Linked DNA regions of Homo sapiens: region 1 is linked to region 2. A link is a loop called in an ENCODE intact Hi-C map of the cell type or tissue named here. Cell type or tissue: GM12878. All regions are shown on one strand. Each heading gives the region's core, and the rest is flanking DNA. Links, peaks and the distances in the headings are about the cores only.

Region 1 (10,126 bases), core at 1,293-9,292, 190 kb after region 2:
TGAGGAGACACAAACATTCACCCCACAATATGACCCCTTGTCAAATGTTCACCCTGTGATGGACATGGTTCCCTCTGCTTTACATGGATGGACTCCATGAACTCTCACAACAATTCCAGGACGTCAACACCTTCATAATCACCGTTGGACCTGTGGGAGAACTGAAGCATGGAGAAACCCAGTTAACTAGTTTGTAAGTGTCAGAGCCAGACCTGGAGACTCGTCACCCTGGCATGTTGTGTTATTAGTGTGAAGAGATTGCTAAGGACCACTGGCGAGAAGCCTGCAGGTTTACCTGTGCAGGGTGAGGTTTAAGGAAGGAAGGGACGTTGAGCTGGGCTTCAAAGGACAAGATTCCCCAGGCAGGGAAAGGCATTCACAGTAGAGGGAATCACCTGGGCAAAAGTTTAGGGGCGTGAGAGTGTGCAATGCATTGGAAGAGTTAGGCGTAGTGCAGTGTGAAAGGTGTGAGGGAAGGAATGGCCTAAATGAAAGGGAACTCAGATGTAAGGAGCATGGGACATAGAGGAGTGTGGTGAGCAGAGTTCTGAGATGGCCTGTGGCCTCTGCCTCCTGGTGTTCGGCTGTTATGGTAGGCTACGTGGCAAGAGGGATTTTGCAGATGTGATTAAGGTAACTAATCAGTTGACTTTGAGTTAATCAAAGATATGAACTGTGTGGGCCTGACCTCGTCATCAGAGCCCTTTAAATTTAGATCTAGAGGTCAAGGACAGAAGAATTCAGAGAGACTGGGACCTGTGGAGGGATCCACATGGCAAGGAACTTTGGGCAGCCTCTAGGAGCTGGGGGCGACCCCTGGTTGACAGCCAGTGGGAGAAAGATGGCTTGGGCCCTACAACCACAGAAACTGAATTCTGCCAACAACTGTGTGAGGTTCAAGGAAGACCCCAAGCTCCAGACAGGAGCCCAGCCCAGCCCAAACTTTGATCTCAGGCTCGTGGGATGCTGAGCTGAAAAGTCAGCTCTGCTATGTCTGTGCCTGGACTTTGACTTGCAGAAACCATGAGACAATACATGGATGTCATTCTAAGTCCCAAGTTTGTGGCTATTTGTTATGCAGCAATAGAAAACTAGTCCCAGAGGCTGGGCATGGTGGCTCACACCTGTAATCCTAGCACTTTGGAAGGCTAAGGCAAGCAGATTGCTTGAGCTCAGGAGTTCAAGACCATCCTGGGCAACATGGCAAAGTCTTGTCTCTGCTTAAAAAAAAAAAAAAAAAAAAAAAAAGAAAAAGTAAAAAGCCAGATGTGGTGGCTCATGCCTGTAGTCCCAGCTACTGGGGAGGCTGAGGCGGGAGGACCGCTTTAGCCTGGGTGATGGAAGTTGCCGTGAGCTGAGATCTTGCCACTGCACTCCACCCTGGATAACAGCAAGACCCTGTCTCAAAAATAAAGAAAAAGAGAACTAGCTCCAGGAAGAAGGCAAGGGAAGAGTTTCCAGTGATGCCAATGCAGCTGGCTGCAGAGGAGGAAAGAATGTGTTCACAGTGGCAGAGATGGGACCTCCAAAAAGAGGACTGTTTCAGGTAATTAATGCATCACATTTGAGATGATGGAAGATCATTCAAGGGGATTCATAGGGTCTTACTGGAGAAAACCTTACGTTTCTCTTTCCCCCTGCAACCACTGCATCTTTCTGTATTCAATGAGCGGCTGGGAGTAGGAGTCCCTGGTGCAATTGGAGAGAAGGAGACAGCAGAATGCTCCTGGGAGCCAGGGCTGAGCTGAGAGGGCGTGCATACCAGCCAGCATCCCTGCCTGAAATGCCCCAGGGGTGGCTGGCTGCACTTGGAAGAAAGTCCAAACTTTTTCTGATGGCCACCAAGCTGTCCCTGAGCTAACCACTGCCTACCACTCTGCCTTTGCTGCTCTGCGGCCACGTGGGCATCTCTGCTCCTCCCTCACAGGTAACTTGAGTCCCCAGCCTCTTTTCACCACCCTTCCCTATCTTATTTCATTCCTGGCATGTGTCACGGTGCCACACTGCTTGCTCCCCACACCCTCCTCCCCAACCTCCTCAGACTGTTAGATCCAGGAGAGCAGTTTCTCCAACTGTAAAATGGGGAAGTGAGGCCTCATCTGGGGGGTTTTGTGCTCTTCTGCACGCAGCCCCAGCACTTGGGCAGCACCTGGCACTAAATGTGTGTTGACAGGTGAATGGTGAGCACAGGGTCCCGGGGTGGGGGTGGCAGCTGTTGGCACAAAGATAATGGGAATCTGGAGGGAAGTTTGCTTTAGGGAGCTTATGAGGACAGCCTACTGAACTGAATAAAAAGCCATTTTTAATTTTTTTTTAAAAAATGACGATTAAACATATTCAGCCCTGGTAGGAACAGAATAATCTCTATTTCTATATACCTCACCCCTGGAAAACTTCAATTTAAGCAAAGCTTTCCAAACCTACTAAAGATTGATTTTTTCTTTACCGCCACAATCCTGTTATTTCTCCTTTTAAGAAGTAGAAAAGGGTTGAGCTATTTTCCTAGGTATTTTATTGCTCTGTTTTATAGCTTCGAAATTAAAATCCATTTGACATTTAATAGAAGCTGTGAATCTATACACTGTCCCAGGGTCAGACTTTTAAAGTGTAGCTCAAACCTATTTTGCTTGGAGGTTCTGTTTGTATGGTGCACAGCTATAGAAAAACATAAGTTCTGGAATAATGACATTGACCAGAGCTAGCATTTATCCAGAATGGGCTGGGCTCTGGCCATAGTGTTCTATGTGACTTGCATTTTCACTAAAGATAGCTTATTTTTCTTCAAACGCTAATGGCTTTAATAGTCAGTCAACGGTTTAATGTTTGGGAAATGTGAGGCCCGGTAGAAAACATCAGCCTCCAAACTTTCATTCAGGCAGGGCTGCGCTGAGATCTCAAGTTTTGCTCTTGGAAGCTGAGTGATCCTGGACACCTCTCCTGCCCTCTGCTCGATGCTTCTTCGGGAGAGTGGAGATCATGACCTCTCTTTGGGGAATAGCTGAGGGAGGGCACATGCACTATTGCCTCTCCCTTCCCCTGGAAAAAAACCTGCCAATACTCAACCGCGTTCACAGCTTGCAGCGCTGTGCACTAGGGGAAGCCGTGGAATATGGAAAGCACTTATGTTTAAGTGCTGGGATCAGCCCACAGCAGGATTCCCACCCGGTGCAGAGCACTGAGAACCCAGGGAGAAATTCCCGTCTCACTCTTACTTCGAGTTACGTTCTACTTACGGATTTGGGGAGGCCACTGGCCAACATTATGTAACATATTACTTCTCTCTTATGTTTTAAAAGTGTTTTAACGTAACATCTATAATTCTTGGAAGTTCAACGCATCCAGGATGTGTAAGCACCAGCCCGTGCACAGCACACAGTAGGTCCTCAGCATGAAATCCGAGATGCAGATCCTGCTGCGTTGATTGGATTTCCAGTTAAGCCCAGAGGAAACTCGGGACAAAGCATGTGTGAACTACATTGGAGGTTAATGCAAAACTTATGTGGATTTTGTTTTGCTTTGTTTTTTTTGAGACAGAGTCTCGCTCTGTCGCCCAGGCTGGAGTGCAGTGGCGCAAACTCAGCTCACTGCAAGCTCCGCCTCCCGGTTCACATCATTCTCCTGCCTCAGCCTCCCGAGTAGCTAGGACTGCAGGCGCCTGCCACCACACCTGGCTAATTTTTTGTATTTTCAGTAGAGATGGGGTTTCACAGTGTTAGCCAAGATGGTCTCCATCTCCTGACCTCGTGATCCGCCTGCCTCGGCCTCCCAAAGTGCTGGGATTACAGGCGTGAGCCACTGCGCCCGGTCACTTATGTGGATTTCCAAGTAGTGTGACCTGGTGGCTTATTGTACGATACTGGGAAGCATTTGAGAGTGGACTAATAATAATACAAGGACACCAGGCTGGGCACAGTGGCTCACGCCTGTCATCCCAGCACTTTGGGAGGCTGAGGCAGGTGGATCACTTGAGGTCAGGAGTTCGAGGCCAACATGGCCAAACCCCATCTCTACTAAAAATACAAAAAATCAGCTGAGCAGGGTCGCAGGTGCCTATAATCCTAGCTACTCAGGAGGCTGAGGCATGAGAATCACTTGAACCCGGAGGGTGGGGGTTGCAGTGAGCCGAGATCATGTCACTGCACTCCAGCCTGGGTGACAGTGCGAGACATCGTCTCAATAATAATAATACTAGGACAACAGATGTAAACCTCACCCGAGCAGCATAGGGACAGCCTGCCTGGGGGTTGTGATTGGGTGCCTGGGCTGGTGTATTGTTAGGGACACAGATTCTCCAGTGAGCTAGAGAGGGTGGGTCCCTTGCCTCGGGCCACTTGGGTGGGGTGAAGAGCTGGGTGAGGACTGGGTCTGACTGCAGAGCCTGAGCTCGGGCAGCGCCAGGAGCACAAATGGCCCTGCTCTCCCCCTTCCCTGCTGCTGCCGTGGCAACTCCTCCTCACTCGGCCCCGTCTTTCCTGCTGTGCCTCCCTTTTTCTCTCCCTCTGCCTCTGTCTCGTCATCTCCTTGTCTGTCTCTGTAGCTCCTCTCTCCCTCTGTCTTTTTCTGTCTCTCATAGTCACTCTCTCAGTCTCTGTAGCCCTCGTCCTCCTCTCTGTCTGTGTCTCTCTCTGTCTCTGTTTCTGTAGCCTTCCTCCCTCTCAGTCTCTGTTTCTCTGATTGTCTCTTCCTCTGTCTCTGTTTCTGTAGCCTTCCTTCCTCTCAGTCTCTGTTTCTCTCATTGTCTCTTCCTCTGTCTCTGTTTCTACCTCTATCTCAGTCTCTAGCTCTCTCTCTCACTCTCTCTCTCTCTCCCTGTCTCCCTCCCTCCCCTCCTCTCCTGTTTTACACCTAACCCTTTTCTAAAGTGGTTCTTCTCACCCTGATTCTCTCTGTATTCTTGGGGAGAAGGGACCATTTCTGAGCCCCACCCTGGGTGTAGATGCCCCTGGATGCAGCCAGAGGTGGGAAGAGAAGCCCCTGGCTGACTGTGCAGCCCCTAGGGCAGGTTTGCCCCGAGCTGGGTGTGCACCGAGCTGAGTGTGCACTGAGCTGCTGCGCGGCAAGCAGGGCCAGGACGCGGGTGAGCCACAAGGTGGGGCTCACTGCTCAGGCACAGAGGCTGGGCCATCACCAAGGTGCGGAGGCACTCGGGGCTCCTCCTGGCCGCCTCACTCCTGACCAAGCAGGGAGCATCCTGCTTGCATCGCGTCTGGAATTCTCTGAAAATACAGAGAGGGAAGAGGCAGAGAGAGAAGAGCTTCCTTCCCGCTGTGAGCTCAGTCCCCACCTCTGAGAACAGGAGGAGGCATCTCTGCGTCATCCTGACACTTGGCTCTCCACCATCTCCTGGGCCCTCGCGTGGGTGCACCTGTTGCTCTGCAAAGCCTGCTGGGCACCTGCCAGGAGTGTGAGCCCGCAGGCTCCAGCTGGGGACTGTGATTAGGGGAGGGGCCAGGCATGGAGAGACCCTCCCCTCCCCCTGCCTCTGCCTGTGTGCGCTTCCTGGAGGCCTCCTGGTGATCTGTGTCAGCCCTGACAAATGCAGTCCCCAGTCAGCGGGGTGCTTGCCTCACATCAAAACAACGCTGCTGTAGGAATCAGCTCCGAAGGCCGTTTCTGGGGTATCCTGGAATTCAGAAGGAAGAGGATGGTGACATGTTGGCACTGGTAGAAGCCGGGCCAGGGTCTGTGGAGGACCCCGGTGGGCTGCAGCCTTAGGGGTAATGCTGCAGGGGAAGGCCTGCTTGGAGCCTCAGCCCCTGCCTGTTGCAGGTGCGTGCACAAGCAGCTGGGCACACCGTCCTGGGTCCTGGGCTCCCAAGCCCGCCGCGCCCTCTCCCCTGAGCCCCACTTCCCATCTGTCCCACTTCTCCTGAGCTCTGTCTGCAAACGCAGCTGGACCCCATCTCCACTGCACTCCCGGACCGAGGGGCTGTAGGGTCTTGCCTGGGCTGTTCCAGCAGCCTCCTCCTTCCAGCCCGCCCACTCCCTCCCCGCAGCCACAGGCACCAAGTCAAAGTCCGCTTCTATCCACTGCAGCTGAGGACCCTCTGGTGGCTTCCCCTTTGCACCTAGAAGAAAATGCCACTGCTGGCCTGGCTTCTGAGGCCTTGCACAGCTTGCGCTGCCCCCTCCTCGTTCCAGGCTTCTCTGTCCGGCACCTGAGCTTTGCTCACCCTCTGTCTCTAACCGAGCTGCGCCCACGGCTGGCACCTCCTCAAATGTTTCTTGGTTGAAATCACCTTGGAAGGACTTTTCGTGGCCACCCACTGTGACTGGGGTTCCCATTTGGGTTTCCTCTGTCCCCGCACCTGTGTCTGTGTACACTGCACTCTTTGCCATCTATAAACACCAGTCCCCAGCCTGGAAGCTTCCCGAGGGCAGCAGTCAGGCATGTTTACTCATCAGCTGTCCCTCGCAGGGACTCTGATATGGACTGGGTGCTCAGTGAGTACTGGAAGGGATGATTATGCCCCGGCGTACAAGGCGCAACCCTTCCAGAGGGCGTGTTTTTTTATTTTCATCTGATAGTGAGCGATGCAGCACGCCACACACTTGTACTTTAACTGCTCTCATTTCTTTTTCTTTTCAAAGTCGCAGATGACAGCAGTCATCCCGCCCAATCATTGGCACCTGTCGGATTTTGTCCCCATGCCTAGCAAGTAGTCTCTGACAGTTTCATGCCAGTCACAGGTTCTGGTGCTGAGTGCCACGCGGCAAAACGACAGGATCGCCTACTCCTGCCTGGGTGCTTAGATCCCATGTAAATGCTTTTGGCTTAGAAATTGTCTTTCTTTTGCCCTCCCTTCCTCCCTCCCTCCTTCCTTCCTTCATCTCCCTCCTTTCTTCCTCCCTCCTTTTCTTCATCTGTTCTTTGCTCCCATTTTCTTTGATTTCTTCTCCCTCCCTCCTTCCTTTCTCCCTTCTTCCCTCCTCCCTTCCTCTCCTCCTCCCTCCCTTCCTCTCTCCCTCCATCCCTCCCTCTGCCTCCCTCCCTCCCTCTCTCTACCTCCCTCCCTCTCTCCCTTCCTCTCTCCTTCTGTCCCTTTCTCTCTCCTTCTCTCTCTTCCTGTCTTTCTCCCTCCCTCCCTACCTCCCTCCCTTCTTCCCTCCTTTCCTCTCTCCCTTCCCCCCTCCCTCCTCCCTTCCCCCCTCCCTCCTCCCTTCCCCCCTCCCTCCTCCCTTCCCCCCTCCCTCCTCCCTTCCCCCCTCCCTCCTCCCTTCCCCCCTCCCTCCTCCCTTCCCCCCTCCATCCTCCCTTCCCCCCTCCCTCCTCCCTTCCCCCCTCCCTTCCTCCCTCCCTCCTCCCTTCCTCCCTTCTTTGCTCCCTCCCTTCCTCCCTTCTTTGCTCCCTCCCTTCCTCTCTCCCTTCCCCCCTCCCTCCTCCCTCCCTCCTCTCTCCCTTTCTGTGCGCCATTGACCTCATCGTTCCGCATTAGTGAGCTCAGCCTTCTTTTGAGTTTTGCCGGGAGAATCCATTGTTTGCACTTTATACGGGAGAATGGTCTCTGTGGTTTTCCCTGACTCTCTGTCGCACACGTCAAGGCTCCCTCTCCAGGGTCGCTGCCACATGTCTGAATGAGCAAGCTGTCCCTTGGGGATCTTGGGCTGCAGCGGAACTGGGCTGCATGCGGGGCAAAGCCATGAGACGACCAGGGTGCCAACAGGAAGTGGCAGCTGCTCTAATGGGCCCCATCACTTCAGGAGGGCAGCATTGGGAGACATTATTTCTCGCTCTTCTGGAGGCCAGAGCTGGTTGTTTTGGTCTGTGACCACCGCCCATGCGGTCACTCAGAGCCCAGGCTCCTTCCATGGCCTGGCTCCAGCTCCACGTGTAGGTAGCTGCGGGAGAGAGAAGACAGGGTCCACCATGGGAGGTATGTGTGACTTGGGCTGGAGGGAGCACACGCCCCTCTCTGCTCATGCTCCCTTGGCTGGAACCCAGTTACATCACACCTGCTGCTAGGGAGGCTGGGAATTGTGGCCCGGGAAGAACCGGGGAGCAACTGTGTGACTGGGTGCTCCTCCTTTCACCCCAAAGACTGAGGCTAACATGTTCTGGGAGGAAAAAAACACAGAAAACAAGACCCATCATAAGGAAGATGGCTAGCATCTGTTGAATGCTTGCTCTGCAGATACAAATGTGGATTATCTCGTTTAACCTGCACAATGACAAATGTGCTCTTATCAGCCCCATTTCCTAGATGAGCAAACTAGGCACAGAGGAGTTAACTTCCTCAAGGCCCAGAACCTGGTAAAAGGTGCAGCTGAGGTTCATACTCTGCTTTCCAGCTTTATTAAGGTCTGCTTGACAAATTTAAAGATTGTATACATGTATGGTGTATCACTTAGTGTTTCGCTGTGTGCATCCATTGTGCAATGATGAAATCGAGCTAATTAACATTTCCATCCCCACACATACCTTTTCTTTGTAATGAGAATATTTAAGATCCACTGACTTAGCAACTTTCAAGTATACTAGAGTCACCAGGCTGCCCCATAGGTCTCCAGAATGTGACCCTCCTAACTGAAACTTCGGAACCATTGACCAGTGTTTCCTTATTTCCTCTCCTGCAGCCTGCCAGCCCCTGGTAACCAACCTCCTACTCTGTTTCTATGAACTTGACTTTTTAAGAATCCACATATAGGTAAAATTATGAAGTATTTGTCTTTTCTGTTTTGTTTGTTTGCTTGGTTTTTTTTTTTTTTTTTTTTTTTTTTTGAGACTCGCTCTGTTGCCCGGGCTGGAGTCCAGTGACACGATATTGGCTCATTGTAACCTCCGCCTCCTGGGTTCAAGCAATTCTCCTGCCTCAGCCTCCCCAGTAGCTGGGATTACAGGCATGTGCCACCACACCTGGCTATTTTTTTTTTTTTTTTTGTATTTTTGTAGAGACGGGGTTTCACTGTGTTGGCCAGGCTGGTCTTGAACTCCTGACCTCAAGTGATCCACCCACCTCGGCCTCCCAGAGTGTTGGGATGACAAGCGTGAGCCACCACCCCAGCCTGCTTGTGTTTCTTTCCTCTCCCCCAGGCATAACCAGAACGAATGGCAGATTTACCGCCGCACTTTAATGGGCTGCTCTTTCCCTCCAACTTCCTCCTGCTCTAACCCGCCAAGCCGTCACACAAGCCCAGAGGAAGGTCTCCCGGTCCCCCTCTTCCCTCCCTTTTCTGCCTCTCACCTTCTTCTTTCCTTCAAGATGCCCACCTTCTCCCCACCAACCCCCAAAGCACACCAGAGCAGCAGAAGCACCTTTCAGCCAGCCGGGTGTGTGTTGAAATGGCTAGTGTTCTACTCGGCCCATCGTCTGGAAAGTGAGCGAATGAGAAGCACAGAAAATATTCCTGAAGTTGTTTTTAGCTTCATCGGTGGCTCCCAGGTTTCCCGTGTGTGTGTGTAGGGGGTGTGTGTGTAGGGGGTGTGTGTAGGGGGTGTGTGTGTGTGTGTAGGGTGTGTGTGTGTGGGGGGGGCGCTTGGTGATCTGTGCTCCACACCACATGCAGCAGCGGTGCTCAGAGGGGGACAGTCTGGGTCTAGATGCCTTTTCTGCCACTCAGTGATGTGTTAACCTCAGGCAGGTTCCCAGGTGACCTGGGCTCCCATCTCTTGATCTGTGCGTGTGGAGGGGGAGAGGGCGCATAGGAATAGTCCAAATTCCTAGTTCCTTTTCTGCAATTTCAAAATCCAAAAAGCGCTTGGAAAACATGCAGTCGGGACCCACCTGCCAGCTCTGTGCGTTTTTACTAGCAGGTACCTGGCTGATGGCCGGAGTCCTTGTTCACACGGACATCTACGGACCCACCCGGCTCACAGATGGCAAGGGCTCTTGCTCCCTCCTACCCCAGCCACAGCAATGCCTTTGAGCCACACTAACCCTGCATCGTGCATTTCATGAGCCACAGAGCCCCGGGAATGGCAGGAATAAAACACAGGTTCTCCGACGGTCAGTGACCCTGCTGTTAGCTACCCAGGTCTTGCACTGTTTTCCCTCCTCAAATAACAGCTGTCCTTTGACCAGCACAATCGACCTCTGCTGTGCAAACGCCAGAAGGGAAAGAGGAGTTTTACTGTCTCACCATCCATAAGACCACTCTTTTTCGTGAGTTTGGTGCCAAAACTCCTGTC
Region 2 (10,126 bases), core at 1,106-9,105:
CTCTTTGCATGGTCCCCTCTGATGACCCAGCTCACACCCCACTGTCTGAGGGTCTGAGGCTTGTGCCCCACATCAGCTTGTGACTATCTCTGGGCAGGATCTGGTCAGTCCTCCATTCAAAAGCCACCATCAAACCAACCCTCTGGCAAAGTGGTCCTGCCTGAAATTCATGTCTAGGTGAAACTGACTGGCGTGAACCATTCCCTGGATCAGAGACCACCTATGGGTGTTGAGATAAAGCAATGTGGGCAGGGTTGTGTGTTAAGTTGGTAAACTACTCCCCAGAGTGCTGGGAGCTTGGCTGTTGAGGGCTGTGGACTTGGAGGAAGGCCTGAGATCCAGACAAAAGTCCAAATAGGTAAAATTGGTGGATTAGTCTGTTCTCACGCTGCCAATAAAGACATACCCGAGACTGGCTAATTTATAAAGGAAAGGAGGTTTAATGGACTCACAGTTCCACATGGCTGGGGAGGCCTCACAATCACGGCAGAAGGTGAAGGAGGAGCAAAGGCACATCTTTCATGGTGGCAGGCAAGAGTGTGTGCAGGGGAACTGCCCTTTATAAAACCATCAGATCTCGTGAGACTTATTCACTACCACGAGAACAGCATGGGAAACACCTGCCCCCATGACTCAATTACCTCCCACAGAGTCCCTCCCATGACATGTGGGAATTATGGGAGCTACAATTCAAGATGAGATTTGGTTGGGGTCACAGCCAAACCATGTCAATGGGTAACACAATATGTAACAGACATCTGTTAATTTGTTTAAGTTTCCTTCCTGTTACTTTGGAAACACTATTCCAAGGCAGGGTGCAATGGCTCACACCTGTGATCCTAGCACTTTGGGAGGCTGAGGCGAGACAATTGCTTGAGTCCAGGAGTTCGAAGACAGCCTTGACAATATAGCGAGACCCCATTTCCACAAAAATAAGAATAAAAATTAAAAAATTAGCTGGGCATGGTGATGCATGCCTGTAGTGCCAGCAACTCTGGAGGCTGAAGTGGGAGGATTGCTTGCACCTGAGAGGTTGAGGTTACAGTGAGCCACGATTGCACCACTGCACTCCAGCCTGGGCAACAGAGCAAGACCCCATTCCTAGAAACAAAAAAAAACTGTATCCCAGAATTTCCTCAGGGAGCCACAGTCCCCCAGTCTTTATCCATGTGGTTTGGGACAGCCGGTCCTGATCTGCTTTCCAGGGCTGTGGTGTGAACCAGTCCTGGCCAGTGGGAGGTTTGCACATTCCTGGCTGTGGTGATGAGCATGTGTCTGTAACCTTTCCAGTCAGAACCAACGAGATCAATTCTGAGACTCTTATTGGAACTTGTGGGAAGGAGAAACCTGATTTTCACAGGGGTCAATGTTGGTAGAATAAAAGCATGGAGTTCCTGGATCAGAAGCTCTTGCAGCCTTGCAGAATAAATTGAGAGTGAAGTCAACACAGATAAAACCATACCCAAAAGATGGGAAGAGACAGAGTGCTGGTACCATGATGTGAGCTGCTGGATCCACCCATACCTGAAATCCACATGTAGGCTTTCATTTACTTGCACCAATTAGTTTCCTATCATGCTTAAGCCAGACTGTGTTGGATTTCTGATGCTTCTAACCTTATATAGAAATCTATCTCTCCAGTACTGATGAACCTTTATAGGGTTACATGCAACAGCAGACAGACTTTCTTTTTACTTCAGGCAAGGTTAGACCACATAAAGTCTCTGTGTCTTGGATGAACTTCTCTCAACAAGATAAGAGCCATCTGAACTAATGAGTAAGGGAAGTAATGGCTTTACTTAATTGGAGTGATATAAATTGCTGTAATGTGAATTGTCTGCACAAGACAGAAATTCATGGAGGTGTTCTGTTCTAACCTGTGACCTACCATTATAAAGGTTCTGAAGTGAAGGGTCTATTCTCCCCTGATGCTGGACTTTTCAAAGCACAGCAATTTTGTTTCATTTTGAAAGGCCATAGTGAAGCCAGCAGCTTACTCAGCACTTTCTGCCAACTATTAACTTCTCTCACATCAATGGCCAGACACTCAGACCCTGCCCAGCCCAGGTAGGTGATGCCAATGCACTAACCAGCCAGGGAGAGGGTATAGGTGTGCCTCTTCTGAGCCACCAGAACTGCAGCAATTCAGAAGAGATGCCCCTTCCAAAGGAGACAGCCTAGGGCCTAGAATCCAATCTTGACCAATTTTCTGATGTCTTTGGAAGTCTGGATTTTCTTTCTTTTCTTTTTCTTTTTTTTTTCCTTTTTGAGACAGAGTCTCACTCTATCACCCAGGCTGGAGTGCAGTGGCATAATCTCAGCTCATGGCAACCTCTGCCTCCTGGGCTCAAGTGATTCTCGTGCCTAAGCCTCTTGAGTAGCTGGAATTATAGGCGCCCACCACTATGCCCGGTTAATTTTTGTAATTTTAGTAGAGATGGGGTTTCACCATGTTGGCCAGGCTGGTCTCGAACTCCCAATCTTAGGTGATCCACTCGCCTTGGCCTCCCAAAGTGCAGAGATTACAGGTGTGAGCCCACCACACCTGGCCAGAAGTCTGGATTTTCTAAAGTAAAAAAATCCCCTGATTCTTTCTCCAGTGTGTTTAGTGGTTTGAATGGTGTTCCCCCAAAATTCATGCTCACTCAGATCTTCAGAATGTGGTCTCATTCCCAAACAGGGCCTTTGCAGGTGTCATGAAGAATGAAGATGAGGGCCGGGCACGGTGGCTCACACCTGTAATCCCAGCACTTTGGGAGGCCGAGGCGGGCGGATCACCTGAGGTCAGGAGTTCAAGACCATCCTGGCCAACTTGGTGAAAACCCCTCTACTAAAAATGCAAAAATTAGCCGGGCGTGGTGGCGGGTGCCTGTAATCCCAGCTACTCGGGAGGCTGAGGTAGGAGAATCGCTTGAACACAGGAGACGGAGGTTGCAGTAAGCCAAGATGGCACCACTGCACTCCAGCCTGGGCAACAGATCAAGACTCCATCTCAAAGAAAAAAATAAAAATAAAAAACAAAAAGAGAATGGAGATGAGATCATTTGTAATTGAGTGGACCCTAAATCCAACGACAAGTGTCCTTTTAAGAGACAGGAAAGGACACAGACACAGAGAGGAGGCCAAGTGAAGACAGAGGCAGAGATGGGAGCGATGCCGCCACAAGCCAAGGGACGCTGGCAGCCACCAGGAGATGGAAGAGGCATAGAGCCTCTGGAGGAAGCCAGACCTGCCAATACTGTGATTTCAGATTTCTGGCCTCCAGAACAGGGAGCATAAATTCCAGTTGGGTAAGCCACGAAGTCAGTGGAAATCTGGTCCTGCAGCAGCCCTAGCGAGGACACCGAGCTATTAGTTCAACTGAAGAAAATAATCTCCAAGCTGAGCAGAGTGTCCCCAAATGCCACACACGGCCGGCGAGTGCCTGTTGGTGATCTCGGCCTCCTGTAGCCTCAGGATCTGACCCGCCCCAACCTGGTCCAAGGCTCAGGATGAAAATCTCCTCCAGCACAGCAAGCAGCTTTGGAAACGCCGGCTCCTGGAACTCACAGGGGCCAACACTAGTCCCTGGAAGAACCGGGTGAATGAGGGGAGGGTGTCTGGATCCAACGCTCTGGGAAGTGCCCCATTGGCGGTTCCCAGACCATTTCTGTCTTGGGAAAAATTCCAGCGTGTGTGCAAGGCGTCTGTCCAGGTCAGCGCCTCTGAGTTGGCCGTCTCTGTTCGGGTCTTCCCATGCGAGGAGTGCCCTCAGTTCACCTAGATGACTTTCCAGAACTCACCTCTGACTCCACAGTGGGGATGCCTGGAAACCTGCTCAGCACTGGCCCTTGGATAACCCGGGAGCTGGCAGCTATGCTCAAGGAATCATGCTCGTGGAGGGAGGATGAGACCAATGGATAGCTTCCCCCGCCTACCCTGTCTTGTGCCCAAGCAGACAGCTCTGAGATGCATTTGAAAAGGCTCCTCCAAAGGACCCAGGGAGTCCGGCCCCAGGCACCCAGGGTGGCCACCAGCTCCGGAACTTCTCTTTCTCCTACTCTCCTTTCTCCCCGGTTTCACTCCCTGTTCCTCACTCCTGCTCCTGAGGCCGCATCTCAGGCTGTCTTCCAGGGAAGCCCAGGCTTGAGGCATGTTCATTCTCTCAAAGTGCGGGAGCAAATCTGCAAGGGCGTATGTCCCCGTACATGACAGACGACTGGTGTGTTCAAAAATCGTATTGACTTTGAACCTAAGAGGTTTTGGAAAAACAACTTGAGTGACCAGGTTCCATACGAACATTCTGGCAAAAGCTAACGGTATTCTTCTCTGCACAATTTCGTTGTTGGAGGCATTCAAGAAAATTTCTTTGCAGTTTTTGAAAATAGCCTGTAGTTCTATGTTTCGGCCACTAGATAGCAGGCTGAATAAGAAATGCTGGACATCTAATGGGAATCTCACCAACTGCTTGACGGAAGGTGGGGGCTATCCTTAAAAAATGGTTTGCTGGGAGGCGGATCACCTGAGGTTGGGAGTTTGAGACCAGCCTGGCCAACATGGCAAATTCCCCTCTTTACTAAAAATACAAAAATTAGCCGGGTGTGGTGGCAGGCGCCTCTAATCCCAGCTACTCGGGAGGCTGAGGCAGGAGAATCGCTTGAACCCGGGAGGCAGAGGTTGCAGTGAGCTGAGATCGCGCCACTGCACTCCAGCCTGGGCGAGAGTGAGACTCTGTCTCAAAAAAAAAAAAAAAAAAGTGGTTTGCCACTGGGCACGGTGGTTCATGCCTGTAATCCCAGCGCTTTGGGAGGCTGAGGCAGGCAGATCTCTGGAGGTCAGGAGTTCAAGACCAGCCTGACCAACATGGTGAAACCTGGTCTCTACTAAAAATACAAAAATTAGCTGTGCATGGTGGCACACGCCTGTAATCCCAGCTACTTGGGAGGCTGAGGCAGGAGAATTGTTTGAACCCGGGAGGCGGAGGTTGCAGTGAGCCAAGACCATGACACTGCACTCCAGCCTGGGTGACAGAGCAAGATTCCACCTCAAAAAAAAAAAAAAAAAAAAAAAAAAAGAAAGTGGTTTGCTCCGGAGTCCTGCTCTGTGTGGAGTTACTCACCGCCTCTACACGTCAGCCCTGCCTCCCCCATCTCCCTCCCAGACCTTCTTTCTGTTCACTGCATGCATCAAGCTTTCTCCTGACTTTGGGCTTTTCCCTTAGTTCTCCTGGCCTGAAACTCTGTCCTTCGATATTAGCAAGCTGGCTCCTGGTCCCTCGGCGTCCCTGGACAAGCCAACCTAAGGCAGACCCCCTCCTCCATCTTCATCATGCATCACATCATCTTCTATTGCTTCTTCAAAACGCTTTCACTTTCTGATATGTGACTGTTTGATGACACGTTTATTCTCTGTCTCTTGCATGAAAATGTGGGCTCCAGGAAAGCTGAGTTCCTGTTTAGTTCACTGCTGTGTCCCTGTCTAAAATGGAGCTACAGCATAAATATACAGGTGGCTGAGGGATATTTGTTGAGTGACTGAATGATGGGAGTGAATGAATGAACGACCTCTGATGCACAATGATAACCAGGCTGAATCTTCTTCTCTGACTCTCCTTTTTTTTGAGATAGAGTCTTTCTCTGTGGCCAAGGCTGCAGTGCAGAGGCACGATCTCTGCTCACTGCAACCTCCACTTCCCCGGTTCAAGTAATTCTCGTGCTTCGGCCTCCCGAGTAGCTTGGCTTACAGGTGCTCACCACCATGTCTGGCTAATTTTTTTTTTCCTCTTTTTGAGAGGGAGTCTTGCTCTGTCACCCAGGCTAGAGTGCGCTGGTGTGATCTTGGCTCACTGCAACCTCCGCCTCCTGGGTTCAAGTGATTCTCCTGCCTCAGCGGAGACTTGAGAATCTCCTGAGTAGCTTGGCTTACAGGTACTCACCATCACGCCTGGCTAATTTTTGTGTTTTTTTAGTAGAGACGGGACTTTGCCCTGTTGGCCAGGTTGGCCTTGAACTCGTGACCTCAAGTGATCCGCCTGCCTCACCCTCCCAAAGTGCTGGGATTACAGGTGTGAGCCTCTGTGCCCGGCCTCTCTGACTCTCTTGGCATTGCTTCCGATGTTATTATGATTCATTGTGAATGAGTCGATTTGAACTCAGCATGGTGTCCAGAACATTAGAAAAATGCTGACCTGTGTGGTTTGCTTTATGTCTTTGAAATATCTGAGCCCTAAAGAGCAGTAAGCGGGAAGTCCTTTGGGTATACCGGGCTTGGTTTGGGTTAAAGATTTTAAATGCTGAGCATAAATCCACCCTGAAGCTTCTCTGATGCTCCCTGAACTGTGTCCATTCCTTCCCTCTAGAAAAGACAAATGACTTACATAGAAGTGAAGTTGTAAATTCTGGCTCATTTAGGTGGCTTTGGATAAGTCACCCATTTACATTTCAGAGTAGCCAGAGATTGTGCTGCGCGTGGGGGAGTGCCAGGGATGTTACAGTCTGAAATAGACAAGTCCAAGGGCTGAGAAACGGAGTGACCACGTGCAGCAGGGCCTGGCAGGAGAGGTGGGGGCGGCTGAGTCTGAAAGGGCAGAAACAGTCCTGCCTGTGTTCACTGTTGCAGCCTTTTTTTCATCATGGAGTTTTTTGCATTAATTTTGAGTTTTTAAAATATTGAGTTAAATATTTTTTATCCTGGCTACCAAGATTTTTGGCACTCCATTCAACTTCATGCCCCATCTCAGCCCTGGGGCATAGGATAGCTTCACCATGCTGCCTACGGGGGAGCTGGGGTAGGGAACCAGTCCCTGGTTTCCCCAAATTCAAAAGACCCAGGAGAGAATGCTGAACTACCTTAGGGCTGTGAGATGATCACTTACTTCTGTAGCTTCAAAAACATGACGAAGCACGTGAGTGCGGCCTGGAAGTTTTACTACATTCAAACCAATATCCTCCATTCATTTCCTATTGCTGCTTCAACGAAGTATCGAAAACCTGGTGGCCTAAAACAGCACAGATGTATTATTCTTCAGTTCTGGAGGTCAGAGTCTGAAATGGGACTCACTGGTCACTCCAGACACTGTGCCTGGTAAAATTCCTATGTGACAGCCCAGTCACCAGGGTGATGGTATCAGGAGGTGGGGCTTTGGGAGGCAATCAGGCCTGGAGGGTGGCACCCTCGTGATGGGGTTAGTGCCCTTATGAGAAGGGATAGGAAGGAGAGGATCTCTGCCTCACGTGAGGACACAGCATGAAACAGGCAGTGGGCAAATCAGGAGGGGCCTCACCAGCCATCCAATCAGCCAGTGCCTTGACCTTGGACGCCGCAGCCCCCAGGACTCTGAAGAATCTATTCCTGTTGTTGAAGCCGTCCCAATAATATTCTGGTCATAGCAGCCCGAACGAATTAACACACTGGCTAAAATCAAGCGTGCTGACAGAGCCGTGTTCCCCCTGCAGGTTCCAGGGGGAGAACCTATTTCCCGGCCTCTTCCAGCTTCCAGAGGCGCCCAAACCCCTGAGGCGCTCAAGCCCCTGAGCTTGTGGCCCCTCCCTCCTCCAGAGCACGTCACTCCCACCTGGATCTTGTCCTCCCATCTTCTGATTCTGACCTCCTGCCTCCGTCTTTCACTCATAATGAGCCTTGTGACCTTGGGGCCCACCTGGCTAGTCCAGGACAATCTGCTCATCTCCACAGCATCAACATAATCGCACAAGAAAGATGCCCTCTGTCATGTGAGGTGACAATCACAGGTTCCGGGATCAGGGCAGGACACCTTGGGTTGGGGGCGGGGGTGGTAATTATTCAGCCCACAGCAAAGCTGGTCTGAATCCTAACCCAAAGTTAATTAAAATGGAAAAAATTCAAGAGATCTATTGCATAACACAGCTATAGTTAATAGCAAGGTATTATGTTCTTGAAATTGATGAGAGGTCTCAAGTGTTATTAATCACAAGTAAAATATGTGCAGTAATGCACGTTAATTAGCTCGATGTAACCATTCCACCATGTATACGTTTCCGAATGTGTGGTACACAATAAATATTAATATATACAATTTGTGTCAATTTAGTAAGTTTTTTTAATGGAGAACAAGCTCATGATCTAATGCCTGCTCCCAACACTAACTCACTTTAAGAGGCTGCCTTGGGTGAAGGACCCTGTGAGGCGCTTGCTTAGGGCAGGGCTCCTGGCACTGGCCAGCAGGTCATTTTAAATGAGGGGCTCCTGGCTGGGCACGGTGGCTCACACCTGTAATCCCAGCACTTTGGGAGGCCGAGGTGGGCAGATCACTTGAGGCCATGAGTTCAAGACCAGCCTGGACAACATGACAAAACCCTGTCTCCACTAAAAATATGAAAATTAGCCAGGCGTGGTGGCAGGTGCCTGTAATCCCAGCTACTTCGGAGGCTGAGGCACAAGAATCGCTTGACCCCGGGAGGCGGAGGTTGCAGTGAACTGAGATTTTGCCCCTGCACTCCAGCCTGGGTGACAGAGCGAGACTCCGTCTCAAAAAATAATAAAATAAAATAAATACATGAGGGGCTCTCAGTGGGTGACAAATCCGCCAAATTGAATGCTGACAGCATCATCAGGGGATCCCGGAGGCTGCTGGCAAAAAACGCCAGAGGCGAGTCCTCCTGGCCCAGGGAGACTGCTCCAGCTTGGAGAGGGGGCACAGCTGGCTCCTGGAGCAGGTGTTTTCACTTTGGTCACCATCCACACTGGTGGTCAAATGCTGCAAAGTGCCTGAGCAGGATCAGGCATCTACAAATGGGCGCCCCTCCCCAGCCCACCAACCTCATAATCCCTCCAAGAAACCTATGTGGAGGGGACGATTTCCTGGCCTGGGCATGGGGAGGTGCGAGGGCCCAGGGGTGGGGCTCAGTGGTTGGTGCTGGGCAGGAGTGGTCCTGGGCACCAGCCCTCAAGGGTCCACCTGCTCACGAGGCAAGTTGTGCCCATCCCACGCACACTCACTCCCTCGTCCCATCTCACGGCGTCTTCCCGCCTACTGTAGGTTTCTGTGTAGAAGGCCATGCCCCTCCAGAAAGGACTCTCGGTCCAAATCCTGTGGCCCATCCCTGAGTGACAGCTCCGAGTGCCTCTTTCCCATTTCCCTGATGGATGTGAAATTGCAGTGTGAGCATGAAAAGCAGCTCTCCAGAAGAGCTTCTGCCCGGCGGAGATGGGATTCCAGTTTGAGTGGCGTAATGAAGTGCTCCTTCATCAGCCTTAACACGCAGAGCACAGGTTTAACTTCTGGTGGGTATAAATGGGCTATTGCGGTTTTTCTGACTTCAGGAACATACGACTTTTGTGTTCAGGATGTAGAAAAATTAAAGTCCTAGACCAAAAAATGAAAAGGAAATAAGGTGGCCCGCTGGGGCTTGTTTTCTCTGCTCGGGGAGTTTGGATGACTTCAGAGCGGGGAGGGCTCTTTTCTTAATTCAGTTCTCTAAAGTTGGTAATTTTGTTCATGTCCGTATCTGTACCCATGAAGTAAATTTGTGCAGTAATATAAAGAATAAAATTTCATGTCTAGATCTGTAGGAAAGAAGTTTAATTTTATAAGCTATTAGCACTGCCGGTCCTGGAGGGAGCAGTTTTAGCATTCTTACCAGCTTTGTGAGGAAGGCATTGTTGATTGACGATGAGCTTCTCCTGTGACAACATGCCAGGGCTTCACGCAGGTGGCTTCAACACCCTGGAATTTGGCTGCCAGGCAGCAAAGTTTGGTTTCTGTGCCACTGGAGCAGGCAGGATGACAGCCCCTAAGGAGGTCCCAATTCCCTTCCTCCAAGGACACCAGTCACATTGGATTTAGGCCCCACATGAATCCAGTGTGGCCCCATCTTAACTTGATTCCATCTGCAAAGACACTTTGTCCAAATGAGGTCACAGGTTCTGGATGGACATGAAGGCTGGGGCTATTATTAGTCAGCCCAGTACAGCAGCCATCTACTTCTCTGATGCTGAGAGGTGGCTATGTCACAGGAGGGCTGGCTCCCATGGCCTCGAACATTCATGCTGGGTTGGGCCTGCCTGGCCCTAAGTCCTGCAGAGCCGTGTGGATGCATGGCTTTTTCCACTCCCTCTTTTTCTCCTCCAAGTTCACAGCCCCCTCTGTTTACCCCTTAGGCTTTGCTAA

What was found. Peaks named below come from ENCODE experiments on the same cell type or tissue, not always from the same donor. Only the 100,000 strongest peaks of a DNase experiment are listed, where the experiment ranks them.
Region 1: it touches region 2 in a loop (3-fold over the local background); 5 of 110 quality-filtered maps call a loop at or near these places.

The regions. Positions count from the first base shown.
Region 1 is chr12:128,964,488-128,974,613 of GRCh38, forward strand. All of the region lies in intron 11 of GLT1D1 (glycosyltransferase 1 domain containing 1), which reads left to right. Among named protein-coding and RNA genes, the nearest start is that of GLT1D1, 120 kb to the left of the region's middle. RefSeq lists enhancers at 7,235-7,736, 7,737-8,236. In GM12878, for the core only: a CTCF peak has its summit at 5,085 (motif pointing right); DNase peaks (open chromatin) are centred at 5,119 and 7,547.
Region 2 is chr12:128,778,096-128,788,221 of GRCh38, forward strand. No RefSeq gene overlaps it. Among named protein-coding and RNA genes, the nearest start is that of SLC15A4, 41 kb to the right of the region's middle. RefSeq lists an enhancer at 8,727-9,227. In GM12878, for the core only: a CTCF peak has its summit at 4,395 (motif pointing right); a DNase peak (open chromatin) is centred at 5,289; H3K27ac peaks cover 477 bases.